Regions from separate parts of the Homo sapiens genome. Here region 1 is linked to region 2. A link is a loop called in an ENCODE intact Hi-C map of the cell type or tissue named here. Cell type or tissue: heart right ventricle. All regions are shown on one strand. Each heading gives the region's core, and the rest is flanking DNA. Links, peaks and the distances in the headings are about the cores only. Region 1 overlaps MACORIS (macrophage enriched lincRNA repressor of IFN-gamma signaling). Region 2 holds the start of LOC105376484 (a long non-coding RNA gene).

Region 1 (5,369 bases), core at 261-5,260, 78 kb before region 2:
GTCCGGCGTTACCTACGCCTCATTGTTTCTAGAAGTTGCATTTCTGTATGTTGCTCAGAATTGGTTTGCATGCCGGACCCTTGCTTTCCTGTTTTTGCCTCCTCCCACCCTGGGCCACCCCATCCCATCCTCGTGATCGTTGGGACGCCCCCTCGCCTGCCCAGCAAGGACACTTGATGGAGAGGCTGCCGGGTTATGGCTTCCTTCCTTAGCTGGCTCGCAGGCCCGTGGCCCCACAGATGTTCTCCCTGGGTTTGTTTTGATAGCCCGTTTTAAAAACAGTTCATATCCACCAACTGTTCAGATAATAGTATTCCAAGTGGCAAGCAACTGTGATTATTTTTGTCGCTGTTTACCCTGACAAGCACAGCTCAGCTGGAAAATATGGGGCCGGGGGGAATTCCCCTTCCTTGCTCTTCTAATTGTTGCCCATATTTGCCATAAGGAAGTTGCATTTTTGACTTTCTCTCACATTGAGCCCCATGTTCCCTGGGAAGGAGAGAAGAAGGCGAGAGAAATCAGATGGAGAAAATGCAGTATGGGGCCTATTGGAATCGATAACCCTCCTTCCAAGTCAGGCTGTTTCACTATCAACACTAAGAGGAGTTTTTGTGCACATGTGTGTGGTGACATAAAGAAAGCCTTGCTTGGGGTAGAGCTGGTACTTTGAACTGGCTCTCTCTCCAACATCTCAGACATCCCAGGCCTAAAATCGAACTTCTCGTTTGCCTATCCAGTTGCAGAAACACCTGTGGTCTCCCGTAAAAGTGCAAAAGACCCCCACTCCTTCCCCAGGTTCCCAGAACAGGCCGGCTGGTCCCTCTGACTGTTCCACTCCTCTGACCTCCAAAGTCAGTTATTTGTCAAGCCTGGCTGATTTTCCCGGGACTTTAAAAAATTCTCTTGCACCTATCCCTTCTTTTCCAGCCACACCACCTGCCCCACCGACAGTTGGCCCTTTCCCTGTCCCCTTTATTGCAGCGGTAATTTCAACCACATCCTGGCCTTCCATCCCTTTCCTCCCATTTCACCCTCATACCATGGCTAGGCCTAGCTTCCGAAAGCTTGACCCTGTTGCCACTTACCTGCTCAAAAATGCTTAGCAACTTCCCACTGTGTGCAGCCTTTGTCTGGCTTTCCAGGCCCTCCACGCCCTGGTCCCTGCCTGATCTCTCTGCTTCCCCATTCAGATCCCTCCCATGGTGTGCCCAAGCTCAGGATTTCTTGAACACACCTGTGCTTTCCAGCAGGGCTGCCACGTGGCTGATTCCATGGCTGCCCTTCCCTTCACTATTACCTGAATGTGCTTCCTAGAGGTGAATATGGTTCAGCCTGTATGACCAAATGGCCCCCAGGCCTTTGAATATGCTGCTTCCTCATTCTGAAGTGCCCTCCTCTCCCAGCTCCACCTGTCAAAATCACACTATTCTTCAAATGCCACTTCTTCCATGAAGCCATTGATGGTGATTCTTGCTGGAAAGGGCGGCTCTTGATCATGAAAATCTGAAAGACATTATATTGGAAGTGTTTATAATTTTCTTTGTATTTAGATGTCAGACTTTCTTACATAAAACCCAAACCTCCTTAAGAATAAAGGCTGTGAATTACTTTCCTGCATATAATCTGCTGTGCCTAGCAGTCGATTTTTGTTGGAGGAATGAAAGAATGAATGATTTATTTTGGGCTTGGGCGTGTACATTTCACTGATGACCCCTGGGTGCATTTAAATTTAGCACACCTGTCAGATCTCTCCTCATCCTTATTTGTTACTCTATGCTGCCAAGTTAGGTGGAGGATAGGGTAGGAACCTGGGGATGTTTTCTTCATTATCTACAGTCACATAATCACGAATCACAGATTCTCAGATACGAGCAAGTCCATCAGATACTGACGGCCCAGTGTTTTGCAAATGATTGCTCAGAGCTATGAGTCCCAGGACATGGGGGTTGTGCAGCAGAGGGAGGCTGTAGGAGAGGGAGCTTTGGGATTTTGCTCCTGCTCCAACCAGATCAGGTCTGCTTGTGTCTGTTTCACATTTTGAGGTCTGGTGGAATTTATCTTTACCAGAGGCCAAAAAGAATTTTTATGAAAAACAAAACCAAACCATAGATATAGTCCAAGTTGATAAAAATCCAAAACTTAAGAAAATGCCTGTCTAAACCTATCTGGAGGGATCTCAAAGAAAGTACATTCAACAGCTTGTAATCTATAGCAATCACCCGCACCATCACAGGATGGCCCCACAAAACAATCGTCAGACGCAAGACGTCCATAAGAGTCCAGGAAAGAGCTGGAGGAGACGAGTCACGCCAGGTTTTAGCTCCAGTTACGCCAGGAACAAGTTGTGCAATGCAGCGAGTCCTTTTTCCTCTCTAGACTCAGCATCTCATTTAAAAGCATGGCCCTAGCAGCCTAGGCTGGGTGGCTCAGTGGTTATTAAGGGCACAGGGAGACCTGAGTGGCACCAGCACAGCCCAGGGAGCCACTGAGAGAGGAGAGGTGCCCAGCAGTGACACAGCCAGCAAGTGTCTGCACAGGGAAGAAGCACCGAGAGCTGGTCATTCTGCTCTTAGCCTGAACTTGGTGATCTCAGAGGCCCGGCCCAGCTCTAACATCTGTGACTCAGCTGGCAGCCGCGTGGACCCCGTTGCTGGGGGAAATGCTGTGTGCACATTTATTCTGGGTTTGGATATTTAAAGAGCCGGGTGTGTTGAGGGACATTTCGGAAGTGCTTGGGGAGGGAGGGGACTGCAGACTGGGCTTTTCTTTAAACACTTATAGATATCCTGTCTTGATCTCTCGGTCCACAAAGAGTAATTTTCTTTCCCTAAGAAAGTGACGTGGGTCTTGCCCATTGTGTCCGCCTCGCTGGCTCCCGGCTGCGCAGCCCAGCAGGAAGCAGGTGGCCTGAGGTGAAACACATGCCCGGCCCGGCTCAGGCCATTTCTGGGTTCCTGTCCAAGGGCAGCCTTGCTCCCCACAGGGAAAACTTGGCATGCCCCCTAGACTGCTGGGCACCTGGGGCACAGGGCTGACCCTCCACCTGGGAGGAGAAGAATGGAGCTCTCTCTGAGCCCCCAGGGGTCCTGGCAAAGGTGGCAGCCGTGGACCCTGGGGACATGGGGCAGCCTGGGCTTCCTCTTCCGCACTTGCTGTTTTCACTGGCTCAGGAAGCTCTGACTGCAAGCTGGGATTTTGTTTCCAAATCCCTGCGTCATTTTTACTATTTGAATTGCCACTTTGGGCTGCTTTTAGGGAGGTGGCTCTTTTGTTGCTTTCCTCACTCAGGATGTTGTTTCCAGTAGATTTCCTCACAGACTCCGTCTGCTGCCTTTGTTTTCCCTTCTGGGCACAAACACAGAAATCTTCCAGAATGGAGACTGCATCAGTGAATCGGACCTGCCGTGCTGTGAGCCAGCACAGTTTAATTTTTCTCTTAGGACATTTATTGTTTTTTATTTCTGCTTTCAGAGGTCATTGTGTCTACATGCTCATTATAGCACATTTGAAAAATATGGGAAACACATATAGGTGATATAGGAGGAAAATGAATATCACCCATAGGCTCAGTAGCCAGAGATCTACCTAGAATTCCGGTGATAATTTTTGTTTTGTTTTGTTTTGTTTTAAATTGGGCTCATACTGCACACATTGCTAAGGAACCTGCTGCTTACACCCAACCCTGTATCCTTAACACTGTCCCATGCTCTTTTATTTTTTGCAGACACAGTTTTTTGTTTTTGTTTTTTGTTTCGTTTTTGTTTTTTTGACAGAGTCTCACCCTGCTGCCCAGGGTGGAGTGCAGTGGCCTGATCTCTGCTCACTGCAACCTCCGCCCCCCAGGTTCAAGCAATTCTCCTGCCTCAGGCTCCCAAGTAGCTGGGATTACAGGTGCACAACACCACACTCGGCTAATTTTTGTATTTTTGGTAGAAGATGGGGTTTCACCATGTTGGCCAGGCTGGTCTCGAACTCCTGACCTCAAGTGATCCTCCTGCCTCAGCCTCCCAAAGTGCTGGGATTACAGGTGTGAGCCACCGTGCCAGGCCGCAGACACAGTTTTTAAGTCCCTACAGCTCTCCTTTGGCCTTGCCACCAACAATGCTGTGTCAAAGACGTTAGCCGGTGTGAAGGAGGAACGAGGACAGGAAAACAGAGTATGTCACACAATACACATCTACATGCAAAGCCCAGATGGGTGAAGTTGTGGGTGGCTTTTCTTTTCTTTCTTCTCTTCTAGAGTGTGCACATTTTTCTGTCACAAACACAGGAGAAGAGACAGAATAATGTGGTGATCGGAAGCGCAGGCTTGGGCAACCTGCTGTATGGGTGCAACTCTGCCACTAACCAGATGAGGTGCTTAATGGCAGTGTGCCTCAGTTTCTTCATCTCTAAAGTGTGAACAATAATGCTACCTGCCTCACGTGTCAGTTTTGAAGATGCAGGTGAAGTCCAGTAAATACCCAGTACTCAGTGACAGTTATGGCTTTATATGAACATTGTGATCATAAAAAGTCTGGGCGGGCACAGTGGCTCATGCCTGTAATACCAACACTTTGGGAGGCCAAGGTGGATGCATTACCTGAGGTCAGGAGTTTGAGACCAGGCTGGCCAACATGATGAAACCTCGTCTACTAAAAATGCAAAAATTTAGCCAGGCACGGTGGCTGGTGCCTGTAATCCCAGCTACTCAGGAGGCTGAGGTAGGAGAATCACTTGAACCCAGGAGGCAGAGGTTGCAGTGAGCTGAGATCGTGCCACTGCACTCCAGCCTGGGCAACAAGAGTGAAACTCCATCTCCAAAAATAAAAATAAAACAAAATAAAAATAAATAAATAAAACATCTAAAAGTCCCTGCTATGGGCTGAATTTGGTCCCTACAAATACATCTGTTGAAGTTCAACCCTCAGCACCTCAGAATGTGACTGTTTTGGAGACAGCATCCTTACAATGGTAATTAAGTTAAAATGAGGTCATTGGAGTGGGCCCTAACCCAATACTGCTGTGTCATAACAAGAAGATGCAGAGACATCAGGGATGCGCTTGCACAGGGGAAAGGCCATGTGAGGACACAGCAAGAAGGCGGCTGCCTCCCAGCCAAGGAGACAGGCCCCAGGAGAAACCCAACCTGCCCACAGGTTGATCTTGGACTTTCAGCTTCCAGAACGGTGGGAAAACAGACTTTCATTGGGTAAGCCACCCAGTCTGTGGTACTTTGTTATGGAAGCCCTAGCAAAACAATGCAGTTCCTTAACAAGAACATCAGTGTCATAGTTGCTCATCTAAGTGCAGTGCAGAAGCAGGTGATATACCCTAGACAAGTGGAAAACAGCTCGACTGCGGGCCCGGCAGTTCCTGCCCACCAGCCT
Region 2 (5,369 bases), core at 239-5,238:
ATGGAGTCTTGCTCTGTCACCCAGGCTGGAGTGCAGTGGCACAATCTCGGCTCACGGCAGCCTCCACCTCCTGGGTTCCAGCAGTTTTCCTGCCTCAGCCTCTCGGGTAGCTGGGATTACAGGCTCATGCCACCAGGCCTGGCTAATTTTTGTATTTTTAGTAGAGACGGGGTTTTACCATGTTGGCCAGGTTGGTCTCGAACTCCTGACCTCAGGTGATCTGCCTGCCTCGGCCTCCCAAAAAGGAGTGATTCTTTACTCTCACTTTGCAGATGAGGAAACTGAGACTGAGGCTGAGACAGAATTTAAACTCCCATTGATTTGGCTCCAAAGGCAGTGTTTTCTATGGCGCCACAGCTAGTCTCCAGCTAGTCAGCTGAAATGACTTCCAGACCAGAGGCATCTGAGGTGGAGACATCAGGGAAAGGAACATGCTGCTCACAGGACAGAGATGCTGGAGTTTTGCTCTTTAGTTCAGCTAAATCCGAGTTCTTGTCTGACGACCAGGAAAAAATTAAGCATGCGGACACATTGAAGGGTGAGGAGGGCAGAATTTATGAAGCAAAAGAAAAGCTCTCAGCAAAGAGAGGGGGTCTTGCAAGCAGGTTTCCAGCTCCCAAATTGAATACCAGGGCCCCCCAACATGAGCTGAAGAGGCCAGGCTCCTCCCCCTGCATAAGGTGACAATTCCTGGTGACTCCACCCCATTACCCCAGCACATGTGGGCCTCCAGTCTGCTGTGGGTGGACCCAGGCAGGCCCCTTGTGCAGGTTCCCTTACCTGCACAAAACTTCTGGTGTAAACACTTTTGGGGCAGGTCAGAGATTCTCTGGGGACCCTTCTCTATTTGCCTAGGCCTTTGTCTGCCCCCTGCCTCTACCAAGAGGAGCTGGAGATGGGGAGGGCCTATACTTACCTGCAAGGTACCTGGAGGAGGTGTCCAGGGCTGCTTTCTGTAATGTCAGGAGGCAGACACCAATGGCCAGGTTTTAAGCCTCGGTGGGAGAGGAAGGGCCTTCAGTAGATGAGTCAGGGGGCAGAATGGGTTCCCTTGTGCAGGGCTGGGCTGGGGAAAGCCTAATGAAGGGTGGTTTTTGCCCTCTAGCTTGCCCAGTCCCTGTAGCTGTCTCAGGAGTCCCAGCCCCACGGCAAGACTCTATCCTAGAGCACAGGTTTCCTTCCCGTCACATCACAACTCCCACAGCCCAGAAGTGGATGTCTCCAAGTATGTTCTCTGCTAGAGCTAACTAAATAAATGCATTCATATTGTTGGTTTTGGAGATTATTGGTTCAAGGGGTTTCTCCCAAATATTTGCATTTCAACAGCCTTGTTGATACTGGGTGCTGAAAATACAAAGATTAAGCCTCCTTCTCTTAAGCTCGTTAGAGTGGAAAAACAGACATTTCAATGAATGAGTGAGACACAAGGGGTTATGGTAAGATGTATGTGCAAAGGGTTCTGCTAGGTTTTTTTTTGCCCACGGAGAGAAGTGGATGAGTATAGGCCCTGAAGGAGATGTTCAAATGGGTATTTGAGGGATGAGTAAGAGATGTATACCAGGCTGAGGGGTCACTGGCAGGGAAGGCAGCATAATTGATGCCTGGAAACAATGATGGTCATTCTGCTCTGGCTAAAGTAGGCAGAGGCCAGGGGATTGGCCTAGTAGGACATCATAAGACATTTGGGCTGTTTCCTGTGGAAAGCTGGCGCCAAGAGATTTGAAATTGTTTGAAGCAGGGGAGAGGCCTAATCTGATTTGTGTGTTGGAAAGGTATTTCTGGTAACAGTGCGGAGGCTGGATGAGTCACTTGGAGAAAAGAAGACCACATTCCAGAGGGTTCCATGATGTGGACACTTTCAGCAGGTGGTGAGGGTGAGTTTGGGTCAAAGAGGCCTCTTCCCAGGATTCCAAGAAAGACTAGCTCTGGCCTTGGGGAAAGGAAGACAGCTGTAAGGAAATGCAGGACGTGGTGTCTGATCCTTGGAGAGGTTAGAGGGGGCAGTTTCACTCCACCACGCCAGCCCTTTGGTCCTCGGAGTCTCCCATTGGCACCCAAGGCTGGGGGTGACAGGTGGTTGGGGGGGGTACCGCCTTCACAGCTGCCTTAAAGAAACCTGTTATTCATGATCTCAGTAAATCCTGGGACTGGCCGGTGGGGGGCGTTGGCCTTTCCTGTGTTTGCTTCATAGGGGCCGTCAAGCTTTGCATGACTCTTCCACTTCCCGAGGTGGGGAATACCGCAGGAAACAGGCGCTGGGGTGATTTGGGGCCAGGAGGGGGTGTTTAGCCCGGAGAGAAAGCTGATCCCAGGCTTTGGGGAATCTTCCAGGGGTTGAGAGCCAGCTGGGGCGGGGCATGACTACTGAACATCTCTTGGGCCAAATAACTGGTTTTAAAATGCAGTTAAAGAGACAGGGGCATGTCCTGGTTAAGGACAGGGACTTTGCAGCCAGACTGGGAGTTCAAATCCTGGCCCTGCTGCTTCCTTGCTGTGTGCCTTAGGGAAGCCACTTTATTTCTCTGTGCCTTGGTCTTCTCATCTGTAACATGGGGGCAATCAGGATACCCACTTTGTAGGTTTGTTGCGAGGATTAAATGAGTTCATGCATCTGCAGCATTTAGTGCCGTGACAGCATCTGCCTCACTGCAGATGGGGGTGGCCTGAGCTCTCAGGAAGTCAATCCACCCAGGCACACCCTGGCCAGAGGCTCTTCCTTCCCTCCTCCAGTGTAGGCGGTAGCTGCACCCAGGAGGCCATCCTTCTCTCCCCCCAGTTCCTGCAGATGTCAGGACAAACAGGTGCCCAGACACACCCAATTAGAGTGCAAGGGGCGGCCCCCGCCCAGAGCCCTCACTGCCCAGACCATCCAACTGGACCCGAACCCCACCCCCACCAGATCAGCCCTAGCCTGGGACTTCAAAGTGGTTTATTTTGTTCCTTTTCCATTTGGATTCCAGGAATAGTTAATGGCGTGTGTTAGAGCAAAACAGCCATAACTTGCAGGCAGCGTTTCTCTCCAGATTAAACAGGTGCATAATCCCTCTTTAGCCAAGCTAAAGAGGCCGCAGCAGCTGGGGGCTCCCCATCTCTGTGGGCCCTTGCAGGGGCACTTTCCTCCTGTCTCTGATGCTCCCCAAATGTTCCTCTGTGCGGGGCCTCCCTGGCACCCCCAGTTGTCCTGGGCCACTGCAAACACCGTACTCCCTTACCACACTGAGCAAACCCACTTTGGTTGTGAGAGCCTGAGGTTAAAATAAAAAGTATTTCCCTGTTGGTATTGCTTTGGCTGCATGCACATGATTTCATGGGGGAATGTGTTAAGCCCAGTGGAAGCCGGGCCGGGACAGGTGCGTGGAGCCATCTAGGTGAGCTCTCCCTCTTCTCCCTCCCCTCCGAGGTGGCTCCCGGGTTAGGGAATGTTCCTGCATCTCCACAGGGACCATCTGGCGGAAAACCAGCCCAGCCCCACCCATGAGGGGCAAGGGTGAGACCTTGAAAGCCTTCTGCCCTGGTGTGGGCCGGGCGGCTCTCCTGGCCTGAGTTCTTTGCCAGCCTCTCTCTTCTGAAAGTTTCACAATCATGCTCTAATGGAAACAGCATGGTCAGAGAGGCTGGTGGCCCCTGAGATTGTGGCCGCGCAGTGATGGATGGGCCTGAGGACGGAGCGGTGGCCCACCTCCTGCTTGGCTCCAAAACGGAGCTGTTAGCACAGCCTGACTCAGATCATTTATCTCCAAGTCCCAGGGGATTTTTAAACAGCTGTGGAGTCGACCTTTTCCAGAGGGATCATGGTTCTGGCTTGTGGTAAGAAAAACACATACTGTCTGAACCCCAAAACCCAGGCCTGGATTCCTGGAGCTTTATTTCAGCATGGGGATGCTCCCATGCTGAACCTCCTCCCCAGTGTCTGGGCCATTCAAGCCGGCGCGGGGCTCAAACTCGGGACACATGGAGGTAGAAGGCATTTTTCTCTTTCCCTCCTCCCCACTGCCTCGTTTCTGTTAATCACCCAGGGGAGCAGGGCTTGGCAGCAACACATGGGCCTATCCACACCATCCCGCTGGCCAGGCAGCATCTTTCCACAGATGCAAAATCATTTTCTGTTCTTTCCCAGCTCTGCCCATGTCCCATGTCCCTATCTTGCCTCCCGCTTCCTCCCCTGCCTTATTTTCTGCTCTCCTTCCCAGGAGGTCTTGTTCCTGGGATGGCAGGAGTCCATCTGGGGTAGGTGCCCAGTCCCTGGTGCTGGCCTGAAGAAGACAAGTGCAGAGTGCACCGGCTGTGAGAGCAGCCCCTGCGCCTGTCCCTCTGCAGCAAGCATGGGCACATGGCGGCCTCCTCCTTGGTGTCCTTCTGTGACCTGCTGGAAGCCCAGCATGACCCTCGAGCACCTCATGGAGAGAGTTGGGGGGAGGAGAGGCTGGGTAGGAGCAGGGACAGGGCCTGGCCCTGCAGGAAGGGTGGGAGGTGGGCCTTGCTCACTCCGACTGGGAGGCCCTGGGTTCCCAGAGAAACCTGAGTGGGGCCAGGATGGACACAAAGTTCATAGTGAGGGAGACACAGACACAGGTGCCAATAGATGGCAACAAAGCAAAGACAGAGGAGGAGAGAGTCCAAGTACATGAACATCAGCACATCAGAAGGTGATCATCAGTGAGCCACAATGGCCAGAGAGGAACTGAGAGGGAAGTGGGAGAGTGGAGACACAGGGATAGGGGTGCAAGCCGCAGAGAGGCTGAGTGGGAGGGAGGAAGAGGGCGGAGGCTCCAGGGCCCCACACCCCCTGCCCAGCACCCCAGAGCCAACCTCACCACTGCCTGATGGGTCTGGACTCTGGGGAGGGACCTGGAGGCTAGGACCCCCCCAACACACACACACACACACACAAACACACACACACACACAAACACACACACACACACACACACACACACACACACACCCGTCCACACACCAACTTCCAGAAATGCCAGCCCAAGTTGGAGCCAAGGGAACAATGCTTTCCCCATCCACCCTGCCCACCTCAGGGCCCACCTGCAGAGAGGGGCCTCTTGGAGCTGGTGTGGGGGCCTCCCAAGCAGTTGTGTCCAAGTGAGTGGGAAGATTCTAGAGTTCATTAGATTCAGCTAAGGGCTCCCAGCATGCAGACATTGGCCTTCAGAAGATTCCCTGCTCTTCCTGCCTGGTCTGGATCCAGGTGGAGGGCACAGGGGCCTCTGGTGGACAGAGGACCTCAGGAAATCAGGACTAGCCTGGGGTGGTCCCAGCTGTGTCTGTGAAACTGGAGTGGTTTACCCCAGTAGGAGTTATGGAACCCAGTTGGGTATTCACTTCTGCATTGGTCTCTGAGCTGCCGCTACAGGGAG

What was found. A loop is a pair of places that touch in the nucleus more often than their neighbours do. Peaks named below come from ENCODE experiments on the same cell type or tissue, not always from the same donor. Only the 100,000 strongest peaks of a DNase experiment are listed, where the experiment ranks them.
Region 1: it touches region 2 in a loop (2.2-fold over the local background); 8 of 110 quality-filtered maps call a loop at or near these places.

The regions. Positions count from the first base shown.
Region 1 is chr10:31,695,290-31,700,658 of GRCh38, reverse strand. All of the region lies in intron 1 of MACORIS (macrophage enriched lincRNA repressor of IFN-gamma signaling), which reads left to right. Among named protein-coding and RNA genes, the nearest start is that of MACORIS, 9.5 kb to the left of the region's middle. RefSeq lists an enhancer at 4,889-5,369. In heart right ventricle, for the core only: no CTCF peak of the experiment used is centred there; DNase peaks (open chromatin) are centred at 313, 1,936, 2,358 and 2,618; H3K4me3 peaks cover 2,169 bases; H3K27ac peaks cover 5,000 bases.
Region 2 is chr10:31,617,285-31,622,653 of GRCh38, reverse strand. LOC105376484 (a long non-coding RNA gene) reads left to right here and starts at 1,681. Exons shown (of 3, transcript XR_930803.3): 1 at 1,681-1,874. It also overlaps the pseudogene GLUD1P5. RefSeq lists an enhancer at 5,358-5,369. In heart right ventricle, for the core only: a CTCF peak has its summit at 2,169 (motif pointing right); DNase peaks (open chromatin) are centred at 2,263, 2,792 and 4,017; H3K27ac peaks cover 4,515 bases.